Linked DNA regions of Homo sapiens: region 1 is linked to region 2. A link is a contact called in ENCODE Hi-C data. All regions are on one chromosome and are shown on one strand. The core of a region is the stretch at or near the end of the contact, and the rest is flanking DNA. Distances in the headings are between cores, read along the strand shown.

Region 1 (6,867 bases), core at 2,750-5,249, 550 kb before region 2:
CATTAGATTCTCACAGGAGCTCGAGCCCTGTTGTAAACTGCACATGCGAGGGATCTAGGTTGCACATTCTTTATGAGAATCTAATGCCTGATAATCTGAAGTGGAACAGTTTCATCTCAAAACCATCCGCCCCCCACCAACCAACCCCGTGGAAAAATTATCATCCATGGAACCAGTTCCTGGTGCCAAAAAGGTTGGGGACAGCTGCTTTGAGGCCACCATAATCGAAATAAAACCGTGTTGCTATGCATTACATTGGCTAAGTAAAAGTTTACCGGGGAGCTTAAATGGTATAGAGGATAGAACAGGACTGGATACTCCTTTAAAAGGTAAAATAAAGTAAAAAAAGACCAACAACAAAAATATGAAAACTTCAGGGGCAGATTCATACCTAGGTAACAACGGAACAGAGACAGAGCCTATATAAACTAAGAGTTTTATCTGTGTAAGCACAAGCCAAATCCCATCAGGTAACTATGCCATCCTTGAGAAACTCTTTTAGGGCCATCAGCAGCATCCTGAAGCCTGACAATGCCACCCAGGTATCAGTGTTAGAGGCAGCTTATTTCCCTAACAATGCCAGCGCATTCTGCACAAAGTCAGAAATGTGACTGTGCAGCATTCCCAGGGAAAATTACTTTTGAAATTGAGTTTTCAATCTTTTTGTTAGGGATTGTTTTTAAACAACCATCAGGCCAGAAAATGCTTCCATTTTTTATCAGGGGAATGCAGTAGGCATATTAAAGTTGGATTTTAACGAAAAGATAATGAAAGAAGAATGAAAGATTAGCAGAATTAGCTTAACCTCTAACACTGAGCACCTGGACTGCACATTAGAATCACCTGGAGAGCTTTTAAAAATTCTAATGCCCTGGCCCCAGCCCAGACCAATTATATTAAAATCTCTGGGGTGGGACCCAGGCATGAGTATTTTTAAAGCTCTCCAGGTAGTTCCAACGTGCAGCCCAGACAGGAATCCACTGCTCTACACGGAGTTCATCTAAATTTTGAATATCAAATACTTCCCACTAAAGTAGGATAAAATCAGGCGCAGTGGCTCATGCCTATAATCCCCACATTTGGGGAGGCCCAGGCGGGAGGATCACGTGAGGTGAGGAGTTTGAAATCAGCCTGGGCAAATAATGAGACTACCTCTCTACAAAAAGTAAAAAATGAGCCAGTCATAGTGGTGTGTACCTGTAGACCCAGCTACTCAGGAGGGTGAGGTGGGAGGATCTCTTGAACATAGGAGTTTGAGGCCGCAGTGAGCTTTGATTGTGCCACTACACTCCAGCCTGGATGACAGAGTGAGAATAAGTCTCTAATAATAGTAATTAATAACAATATAATAAGATTAAATTAAATTAAAAATTAACAAATAATGAGGCCGGGCCTCACGCCTGTAATCCCAGCACTTTGGGAGGCCAAGGCAGGTGGATCACCTGAGGTCAGGAGTTGGAGACCAGCCTTGCCAACATAGTGAAACCCCATCTCTACTAAAAATACAAAATTAGCCAGTTGTGGTGGCACGTGCCTGTAATCCCAGCTACTCAGGAGGAGGCTGAGGCACGAGAATTGCTTGAACCTGGGAGGCAGAGGTAGGAGTGAGCCGAGATAGCGCCATTGCACCCCAGCCTGGGAGACAAGAGCAAAACTCCATCTCAAATAAAATAAAATAAAATAAAATATTTAAAAAAATAATAAAGCAGGATTAACCAGGCATCCTAGGAGTACGATTACCCTAAAATATCACCCAACTGAATACAAAACTCTGTCATTTTAACAATTTGTCTTTTTAAGTCAAATATACCTAGATTTGACTCTCTTCAGATATTTCCAAAGCAGAGGCAATTACCTCTTAAATTCAGATATTTTTCTTTAATATACTTATGGTGAGCATGAACTACAAACTAGCTAAGAATGAGAGTCTAAACCCCACTCTTCCACTCTCCTTGGTTGGCCTTACCAAAAAGAAAAAAATAGTAAAGACAGAGTAACTTCTCTTAAATGTTTCAAAACAAAATAATTAAGATGAATCTCAGTAAACAACCATGAAATTCAGTGAGGTATTTCCTTTATTTTTTAATGGTTACAGACTCAGGGTCTGTCATGGAAATAGCTGCATAGTTTTGACTCTGCCAAATCACTCACTGAAATTACATCACAGGAGGGCTGCCAGTGCCCTGTGGGGGCTCTGAATAGCATCTACCCCTTTGGCCATTTGGGACCTGCCTGCTGAGCTGTGAAGTGGCAGGTTTTTTCCAGCGTACAGACTCTTCCTAATTATATAGCATCATGACAATTTGTCCAGCCTAATTAGGGGAGGTTATCCAACCCTGATTGAGGACACTCAATAAACAATAATGGAAAAGACAGCTTTAATTGTCCTGAGGCTTGAAATTTCTCCCATGGAAAATATCAGGGGCAGTGGCTAGATTACTGGATTTCTAAGAAAAGGGTAATTCTCTATACCAGGGAAGGGAGTAAATCTTGAAAGCAGCCATGAAAATAAACATCAAAAACCTCCCAGCCCTCAAATGTTATTTGGTCTCTTTCCCTCCAGAAGACATTCAGGTAGTAAAGGGAATGAAATCAACACTCCTTAGTTGCCTGATACAAATACTAAGTCATTCCAATCAGGAAGATAGTTGTAATTAAGACTACTACACTAGTTGACTTCCAGGTGATGGTGGTGTATTTGTTTCTCAGTATAAAATGGCATGGGAATACTTTTCAACAATAAAAAGAAAGGAAGTACTGTTCTATAATGCCTCATGGATGAACCTCAAAAACATTCTGTGCAGTGAAGGAAGCCGCACAATGTATAATCCCATCTATAAGAAACGACCACTAAGAAAAATCTATAGAGACAGGAAATAGGTTAGTGATTGCCTAGGACTAGGAGTGGGAGAAGAGACTGACTGACAATGGCGAGGAGATCATTTTGGGGAGGATGAACCTGTTCTGAAATTGGCTTGTGGTGATGGTTGTACAGCTCTGAAAATTTACTAAACATCATTGAACTGTACACTCAAAACGGATGGATTTTATGGCATGTAAATTGTAACTAAATAAGGCTATTTGAAAAAGTTTATATTGTACCAGAAAGGTTAGCGTCTGGGCCTGGGTCTGGTTCTTCCGCTGCCATGCAGGTCGCCTGTCACTAACACTCCTCAAGAATTCTGCTCCTTCTCCATTTCCATTTGTAAAACGTTAGCAGGATGGTGCGGGGAGAAGGAGAACACATTATCAAATCTGAGATTCTGTGCAGTCACAAGACACCAAGTCTGGGAATTTCGAAAGGCAATCAGGCATAAATTCTTCCTGAGGTGAGAAAGAAGCAAAGGTACCGGCTGCTGGGGTCAGGGCTGTCTCACACGCGTGGCTCTAGGCAGGAGCACAAATTGAACCACTGGGGAAAGTAGGACTCCAGCAGAAACGAAGGCGCAAGGCCGAATCCCTAAGGTCCAACGAGCTAGCAGTCAGTTGACAGGGTTTCTAACAAAAACGCGGCATGCGTTTACCAAACCTAGGGTGGTTTTATTTCAGAAGTAGGAACTCTTTCCACGAGAGCACCAAGTTGAGAAGTTCGGTTCTCAGGCCGCGTGGACCTGACAGCTCTCAGAAGCTCCAGGCCTCGCTGGGTGGGGCGGGTAGCGGCCGCCGCTGCCTCAGCAGCCCTGGTCCCGGCAGAGCAGGGCTGGCGAGGCCGCTGCTGCCGCCGTCGGGGCCGCCGGCCCTCCACACTCGTTGAGACGCCGGCACGGGGACCTTCGTGCCCCTCTAGGGACTGGCGCCGCGTCCAGGTGGCCGAGCCTGCGCTGCTGGAGGAGGCGCCTCCGCGCCGGCCTCACCCCGGGGCCGGCAGGGGGCGAAGGCGGAGCTGGAAGTCGCCGCCGGGCCCCGGGGGACCGGCTCCCGCGCTTCCTCCCGCGCCCCCCGCACAGTGCTCATGCGCACGGCCCAGCCTTTATAGCGGCCGCGGGGGCCTTGCCTTCCGCACTCGGGCGCAGCCGGGTGGATCTCGAGCAGGTGCGGAGCCCCGGGCGGCGGGCGCGGGTGCGAGGGATCCCTGACGCCTCTGTCCCTGTTTCTTTGTCGCTCCCAGCCTGTCTGTCGTCGTTTTGGCGCCCCCGCCTCCCCGCGGTGCGGGGTTGCACACCGATCCTGGGCTTCGCTCGATTTGCCGCCGAGGCGCCTCCCAGACCTAGAGGGGCGCTGGCCTGGAGCAGCGGGTCGTCTGTGTCCTCTCTCCTCTGCGCCGCGCCCGGGGATCCGAAGGGTGCGGGGCTCTGAGGAGGTGACGCGCGGGGCCTCCCGCACCCTGGCCTTGCCCGCATTCTCCCTCTCTCCCAGGTGTGAGCAGCCTATCAGTCACCATGTCCGCAGCCTGGATCCCGGCTCTCGGCCTCGGTGGGTGCGCGCCCCTCACGACCCCGGCCCCTTGCTCCGCTGGGTGGAGGCTGGAGCCAGCCCTCACGCTTCTCTCTTCGCAGGTGTGTGTCTGCTGCTGCTGCCGGGGCCCGCGGGCAGCGAGGGAGCCGGTGAGTGGGGGAGCTGGGGTGCGTCCAGGCGGTCGCAGGGGCTGAGCACCAGCGGGTACAAGCGGGACTCAGATCCAGCCCCTTGGGCTTCAGCCCTACCGCCTGAGGAGGAAGGCGCGAAGGTTGAGCCGCCGCGTGGCGCGCCCGCGTTAACCCCTGCAGCCGATCTGCTCCTGCTCACCTGTTTCTCCCATGGTAGGGGGCCCCTGGGGTCCAGTGGGGGGACGTTCTCCAAGAGCACTAGGAAGAAGGCCTCCTCCAGGCCCACCCACAGCCCCAGACCCCGGGCCCGCTGAGCGCCGGCAGCAGGAGGTCGAGGAAGGAGGACTCCTTGAGCCTCACCGAGGAGCGCACCAGTCCTGGGCTCTGCTGCGTTTGGGGGTGGAGGAGAAGCCGCCCAGACCCGACTTCAGGTTGCCGTAGCCGAGAGAGAGGGAGGCGAACGTCGCTGTCCCACCTTGTTTGACTCGCTAGCTATGTTTCTAGGTGTAACCCCTATAATCAGAAGCACTCGCGGTCTCACTCTACACGCTAGAGAGTTTAAAAAGTTTGTACCACGTGTAGAGGTCCGGGTATGGGTGTGTGGTTTGGTGTATTTTCCAGTGTAAAAGGCAACGCTTTCCTAAGAGCTACCGTTTGTTTTCCTTGAAAGTAGGAATGAGGGTTAAGTATCCCTCATGGCTGTATTTCTCCCGCTCTACTTAACAAAAGTCAGTGTTCGCAACTAAAGGCGGTCGGTCTTGGCACCGGATTCCGATGCCGCCCCCATCTCAGCGGAAAATGGGAGGAAGGATTAAGGCTGTTTGATGATAGGTATGAGGCTGTTTAGGGGTAAGGATTTTAACCTCTCAGCTCTCTAGACTGCTTCAGAGCTAAGAAATGGGCATTGCGCCTGCATCCTTCCTTCTCTTCCATGGAATGTAAGGTACCTGTCACCACAAAGGGCACAGAGGAGGGTGCTTGTCACAGGCAAGGTACTCAGTTGGACAGTATGGCCAGAAAGTATTCCTCTGCCTTGGAAAAAAAAGGTTTTTAAAATTAATATATGTTTTAAAAAGGTTTGGATAACTACAACTTCCCATGTTTGAAAAATAGCATTTAATAACATTAATCTCAATTTAGTATCGACAGTAAATTCACAAATTAACATGTTGTATTATGTTATCTTGTTACTTGTTGCCAAGAGCTTGTCTCTTCCTAGCATCATTTATAGTAAAAACTGATTCTTTGTTAGGTTGACAGTGTAAAACTTGAGAATATTAACAGTGCTTTCTAAAAATGCATCCGCTGCTTGATAAATCTCACTGGACAGATCTGGAGCAGAAATAATCAGGTTCAATTAAGATAAAAATGCTGTATTCTGAAGGGATTCACTTTTCTGTTTTCTGTCCTTCGGGAGTTGTAGAATGTTGTTTGGGCAAATTAACCCCACGGCTTTAATTTTCTCATCTATAAAATGAACAATCAAGTTAGATAACTTTCTGTGAATCTAAGCATCTTTTTGTTGGCTTCCTTAATGTGTGAGTTTAAGGATCTGCATTTGTAGGCTAACTAGGATAAATGGTCCTATGAAGGAAAGGATGGCTTTGATTTGTGCACATGTCTATGAAAATGTTCCACAAAGGCTCAATCCAGATTTACTATCTTTACCTCAAGCAACTGTGTACATAGCGTCATCAAAGTTGAGATTTAAAAATTTTTTTTTTTCTTCTGGAGACAAGATCTTATTCTGTAACCCAGGATGGAGTGCAGTGATGCAATCATAGCTCATTGCAAGCTTGAACTCCCGGGCTCAAGCAATCCTCCCACCTCAGCCTCTCCAGTGGCGGAGAGTACAGGCATGCACCACCACGTGTGGCCATTTAAAAAAAATTTTTTTTTTTTAGAAGAGATGAGGTCTTGCTATGTTGTCCAGACTGGTCTTGACCTCCTGGACTCAAGCAAATCCTCTTGTCTTGGCCTGCTAAAGTGCTGGGATTATAGGCATGAGTCACCACGCCCAGCCAAGATTTTTTATATTTCTATAATTAATATTAAATGACTTTTATTTTCTAGTTCAGATATAGTTCCAATTATGTATTTCCAACCTGGTTAAGAACTGAGAAGCCAGGCACAGTGGCACACCTGTAATCCCAGCTACTAGGGAGTTGGAGGTGGATCACTTGAGCTCGGGAATTTGAGCCTAGCTTGGGCAACTTGGCGAGTCCCCATTTCAAAAACAAAAACGAAATAAAAACCCAGAACTTTCACATTAGAGTTTTATAGTGGCTGGGGACTATATTAAATTGGAAAACAACCTTGTGGCTTGCCAAAATCTGGAATG
Region 2 (6,285 bases), core at 2,999-5,498:
AGTAGAGACGGGGTTTCACCCTGTTGGCCAGGCTGATCTCAAACCCCTGACCTCAAGTGATCTGCCCGCCTTGGCCTCCCAAAGTGCCAGGATTGCAGGCATGAGCCACCGCATCTGGTCGATGGTTTTAAGATTGGCAAAAGTATATGTACAGCTTTAAATATTTAAAATTATCACCTTCTTCAAGATTTCCTTCATTTTTGTCACATAACCAGCTCCAATTTCTTAGGCAAATAATTAATATAGTGCTTTAATATGGCCATATTATGCTTCTTTTCTAGAAATAAATATTTTGTGTTGTTACCATTAAAAAAAAAAGAAAAAAAAGCCCAAGCATGATTCAGGATATATACTCCTGTTTCAATCTGTTAGGTATCTGTTTAAAGAGTGCTAACTTTCCATTTGGTTCTCACTGTAAATATGTCTGATTTCTTGTTCAGTTACACTTCCAATAATATTCTGTCTGACCTTATGACCAACTAGGAATCACTAGATTCCTGTTTAAAAAACTCTTTTGAGGCCAGATGTGGTGGCTCCCACCTGTAATTCCAGCACTCTGGGAGGCCGAGATGAGGGGATTCCTTGAGCCCAGGAGTTCGAGAACAGCCTGGGCGACATAGCAAAACCGCCTCTCTACAAAAAATACAAAATATTAGCTGGGCATGGTGGCATGTGCCTGTTGTCCCTGCTACTCAGAGGCTGAGGTAGAAGGATCGCTTGAGTACACTCCAATGACTCTGTCTCAAAAAATAAAATAAAATAAAAATAAACAAATAAATAAAACAAAAAAAACCCTGCTTTGAGTAAAGGTACCTTACTGCTGCTTATGATAAACCCTATGAATGGCATAGTAAAAAGAGAGAAGTTTACTAAACGAAAAAAATTTCCCATACCAGATCTAAATTAAAACTTAACACAGTTGCTAGAGAAAATATAAAAACTCTTCCTCTTCCCTAGACTTACAAAAGGCTAGAGTTGGCCGGGGCGGTGGCTCAAGCCTGTAATCTCAGCACTTTGGGAGGCCGAGGTACGCGGATCACGAGGTCAGAAGATGGGAGGCCATCCTGGCTAACACGGTGAAACCCTATCTCTACTAAAAAACAAAAACAAAAGCAAAAAACAAAACAAAAAAAATTAGCCGGGCGTGGTGGCTAGCACCTGTAATCCCAGCTACTCGGGAGGCTGAGGCAGGAGAATGGCGTGAACCCGGGAGGCGGAGCTTGCAGCAGCCCAGATCGCGCCACTGCACTCTAGCCTGGGTGACAGAACAAGACTCTGTCTCAAAAAAAGAAAAAAAAATTAGATGGGCGTGGTGGCACGCGCCTATAATCCCAGCTACTCCGGAGGCTGAGGCAGGAGAATCGCTTGAACCCAGGAGGCGCAGGTTGCAGTGAGCCTAGATGGCGCTACTGCACTCCAGCCTGGGGGACAGAGCGAGACTCCATCTCAAAAAAAAAAAAAAAGGAGAGAGTTGCCAAAATTATAAAACTTTACACTAGGTAAATGTAGCAGAAAAACCATGCCCTTCCTCTATCATTACACACTGCAGATCCAGAAGCATTTATGAGTCCTACAATTACCTGACATTATAATGAAAAACCAAGATTAATAAGTAAAAGTGAGGCTGGGCGCAGTGGCTCATGACTGTAATATCCCAGCACTTTGGGAGGCCGAGGCGGGCGGATCACCTGAGATCAGGAGTTGGAGACCAGCTTGGCCAACATGGTGAAATCCCGTCTCTACTAAAAATACAAAAATTAGCCTGGCGTGGTGGTGCATGCCTGTACTCCCAGCTACTCGGGAGGCTAAGGCAGGAGAATCACTTGCACCGGGGAGGTAGAGCTTGCAAGTGAGCCAAGATCGCGCCACTGCACTCCAGCCTGGGCTACAGAGCCAGACCCTGTCTCGATAAAAACAAAAACAAACAAACAAACAGAAGAATTAAAACTGAATTTAATCTATTTCCTCCTACAAAAGATTTAGTGATTAAGCACTTAAGAGCTCTAGTTCAGGGGTCCACTAATTTTTTTCTGTAAAGGACCAGACAATACTCTAGGCTTTGGGAGCCATACGGTCTCTATCACAACTACTCAAAAACAAAACATGCACAGCCATAACGAAGGAGCATTGTTGTGTTCAATAAAACTTTTATAAAACTGCCAGCAGAGCAGATTTGACCCACAGGCTGTAGATTGCTGAGCACTATTTTAATTCAAAAATTTAACACTAGAACTAGACAAGGGATCTAATTAAGTGACACAGGCAAGTCTTTACTAAGTTTTTTGGCCCCAGTTAATTGATTTCTCAAATGAGATTTAATAACAGTTTCTCAATGTCTCCTGAAAAAGCAGAAGTGTTATTTATATGAGGACTGTGGTCTCATTAAAGGATTGTTCAAACTCTTCAATTATACTATGGGATAATTAATGAACCACACAAGACTCAATAGAGCTTTTTAAAAAAATGCAGATGTCATTAAACGCTTAATTCAGAATAATTTTAGAATTTAAAAAATTCAGAATTTAACCCTTATGTTATTCATAGTTAAGAAAGACTATTATAAACTACCTCAACCTTTTTGAAACAAAGCAAGAAGAAAGGTAAGTGTATTGGTTAAAGACAAGTAAAAAAATAATTTTTTTCTGTAGATAATATATTCATTAGTTTAATGTAGTTAATTTTAATTAATAATTTAAGAATTAAAAAGGTACTTTGGAGTCATGTATTTTCTGTGACTAAAGTCAGATACAATAATGAATAATACTAAAAAAGTGACCTAATCTAACATCCATAAATAGTGGAGGGAACTTAAGCTAGAATTCAGGTCTCCTGACTTTCAGGTGAGGAGTCTTTTCTTATTCTCCTATTCTATAGTCATCTAGGTAAAACAACTGCATTCCAAGGCACAACAAATCCATACTACAGTATTCTCCAACTGTCACTATTCTTATATTATAAATCCTGCCTGCTTATCAGTGAAGAAAAAAAAAAAGTCAATGGCATTAAAATGTAACACAAATCTCGGCTTCGATACTTTATCTAAAATTACTTTCTCAAAGACATACTTTCTAAAATGTTTGGAAAATTAAACAAAATTCTCCTCTCCCCATCCAACTAATGCTCAATTCTAACCACACTTCTGCTTTCCCTACAGCTTAAGTAATTTCACTGGGAGTATTTTCTCTGGAAGTTCTTAAGTGTACTTGTGGGCCCCTTTTTTTCCTCCTTAAACTTCTAATATCTTTCAGGCTGTAAATTCCTTAAGGGCGCCTAGCCCCAAAAAAGTGCTGCATATTTGTTCAATAAATGAATGCACATAAAAACAATGGATAACTATGACCTTTAATGTAGGAGCTCAAGCCATTTTATTATTATCTGACTTGACAGTCAAGAAAATTATCCCAACTTGCCAGAGGTATCCATTACTGTGATAAATAAACACTATAAAACGCTTTATAAAGTTTCTAAAGACTTTATAATCACTTGAAATAACGCCGCGTTGGCCGAGAGTAGGGTGAAAGAAAATGTTTCCTCACACTAAGCAAATGCCACCAAAGGAAAAGCTTTCTTTCCTGGAGAGAACTGCAACAGTTAGAAAGCAAATATCCACACTCTCCACTGCTCCCTTCTGGGAACTCTCTTTGAGGGTTCCTGCAGAAAACGAACGGGCCTCTGAGGAAGCTCGCCCGAAGGCCGGGCCGGGGCCCGGCTCCTGGCTGACCACTGGCGCAGCGGACGCCGCAGGGCGGGTCCCGGGAGCGGCGAGTTGGCGAGGCGGGCTCCGACTTGCTGACCTTCCCCACACGCCCGGCAACCCCGGCTCCCGCTGGCGGGCAGAGTCCACGCCTACCTGTTGTGCACAGGTGAAGCCAGACTTTCCCGTAGTCCAGGAGGAAGAACGGACCACGCTGTTTATCAGCCGACCCTGTGCCCCAGTCAGCCCCTTCTCGGCGGACTCCAGCCCTTAGGGTCAAGACACCTAGCCCCTCGACCGGTTCTCCCACCGGCTTCTTTCGCGATCACATTGCTGCCGCGACCACCCTCGGGATCCCCGAGCGCTCAACTCATACAGCGGCCCTGGTGCGTTCTCCTTCCCAGCCAACAGGCAGCCCAGACACAGCCCCCTCGCGCCCGGAGGTGTCCCCGCTCCCTGGATCCCCGACTGCCTGCCTTTGGGGGTCCTCCTCAGCTGAGCGTGCGTCCCGGTCCAGCAACGTTACCGGCTGCTCTGCTAACCCTAGCAGAGTCTGGAATTGCCGGCGGCGGCGACAGCGAGGCATTGAGGTGGGCGGGGCGCGCGTGGGGCGTGGCCGGAAAGCTCTCAGCGGCGAGCACCGCGGGAGCTAGCGATTGGGAGCGCGCCCTGCGCCGGGCCGCTGGTCCAAGGCCCCGCCAGCTGGCCGCCGAGCCATCGAGCGCCCACTCTGGCAGGCGTGACTGCTTCACCGTCGAAAGAGCGATGGAGACTGCGGCCCAAGTTAGGATTAGGACAGCGGTTTTTCAGTCCGGAGATTCCGGCCACAACTATTTTTGTCTGTTTTTATCGTAAGCCAGAGTCTTTGGGTGCAGCTCTGGGACACCTAAAGGGCCTGGAGAAATTCAGGCGGGGCCAGTGCTGTGGGGGTAGATGTTAGACGTGGAAGGGACCCTAGAGAGCCTTGACTGTGAGGACTGAGGTAAAGTGACTTGCTCAAGGTCACATACTAAGTCAATGGCAGAACTGAGACTAATAGCCTCTTACCTTGAGTCATGTGCGTTTTCCCACTACACTCAGCGTTTTAAATGTCATTTTTCAAGTTTCATTTTGAATCTATCTCCAGCTTACAAAAAGGTTGCAAGTATAGTACAAAGAACTTTTTTTCCCTGAATTGAGATTTAAATTGCTGACACCATGCCACATTGTCCCTAAGCACCTTCTACATAATCACAATATAACCATCAAAATCAAAACATTTACATAACTCGGCGTTTTACCAATTGTCCCAATAATATTGTTTATGGTAAAAGATTCCGTTCAGAATCAGGCATTGTATTTACTTATCATGTATCTTTCCTACTCTTCAAACTGGAACTCTCAGTCTTGCCTTGCCTTTCATATTCTTGACGCTGTTAAAGATTCCTGGCCAGTTATTTTTGTAGAATGGCCTTCATTTTGGGTCTGTCTGATATTTACTCATGATTACATTTAGCTAGGTATGACAGGACTCTAGAAGTGTTGCTGCTTTCTTCTCATGGCACCCTATCAGGTGGCACGATTTTAACTTCTCTCATTACAGATGTTTACTTTAATAAGGTGATGTCTGTTAGGCTTGTCCAGTGTGGTTACTTTTTTCCCCCCTTTGTAAATTAATAAGTATTTTGTGAGGGAGACTCTGAAACTCTCCTTTCAAGATATTTGTAAATATCTTGTTTCTCATCAAATCTTCAGTTAATGTATTTATATTAATTAGTATGGATCCAGAGGTTTCTATTTTGTTAAATGACTTATAATCCGTTTCTTTCTCTCTTTTCTCTCTCTCTTTTTTTTTTTTTTTTTCTTGAGACAGGGCCTCCTTTGTTGCCCAGGCCGGAGTGCAGTGGCTATTCACAGGTCGATAATGCAATCATGGTGCACACTACAGCCTTGAACTTCTGGGCTCATGTGATCCTTCTGCCTCAGCCTCCCAGGTAAGTAGCTGAGACTGCAGGCATGCACACCACCACACCAGCCAATATTCTGTCTCTATCATTATTTATTTTGATGCTCAATTATCCCAAGTTTGGTGGGTAGGGGCCCCATTCATTCTATCTTCTGTGATATGTGTGTGTGTGTGTGTGTGTGTGTGTGTGTGTGTGTTCAATTTTTTTTTAAGACAAGAAGACAAGGTCTCATATTCATTCTAGCTTCTGTGTTGTGTGTGTGTGTGTGTGTGTGTAATTTTTTTTTTTTTGAGACAAGAAGACAAGGTCTCACTCTGTCACCCAGGCTGGAGTGCAGTAGTCTGATCACAGCTCACTGCAGGCTCAACCTCCTAGGCTCAGGTGATTCTCCCACCTCAGCCACTCAAGTAGCAGGGACAATGGGTGTGCCACTGTGCCTGGCTAATTTTGTTTGTTTGTTTTTGTTTTTGTAGAGACAGGGTTTCACCATTTTGCCCAGGCTGGTCTCGAACTCCTGGGCCCAAGCGATCCACCCGCCTCAGCCTCCCAAAGTGCTGGGATTACAGGTGTGACCCACTGTACCCAGCCTTAAATTCTCTCTCTCTTTTTTTTTTTTTTTTTTGAGACGGAGTCTCGCTCTGTCAC

The links. Hi-C counts contacts between places; a loop is a spot of excess contacts on that map. Pooled maps may share reads with other maps.
Region 1: a loop to region 2 is called in a pooled map, with 4 times the contacts of the local background. The contact joins the promoter of COCH here to the promoter of HEATR5A in region 2. A Hi-C loop is called at or near these places in 4 of 50 pooled maps.

Annotation. Positions count from the first base shown.
Region 1 is chr14:30,870,560-30,877,426 of GRCh38, forward strand. It overlaps COCH (cochlin), which reads left to right and starts at 4,000. Exons shown (of 12, transcript NM_004086.3): 1 at 4,000-4,032; 2 at 4,357-4,413; 3 at 4,497-4,544. The coding sequence starts at 4,380. It overlaps COCH-AS1 (COCH antisense RNA 1), which reads right to left. Exons shown (of 5, transcript NR_038356.1): 5 at 5,620-5,993. RefSeq lists a silencer at 3,562-4,081.
Region 2 is chr14:31,416,302-31,422,586 of GRCh38, forward strand. It overlaps HEATR5A (HEAT repeat containing 5A), which reads right to left and starts at 4,249. Exons shown (of 36, transcript NM_015473.4): 1 at 4,171-4,249. HEATR5A-DT (HEATR5A divergent transcript) reads left to right here and starts at 4,457. Exons shown (of 4, transcript NR_110045.1): 1 at 4,457-4,676; 2 at 5,543-5,667. RefSeq lists a silencer at 3,710-3,829 and enhancers at 3,940-3,989, 4,420-4,569.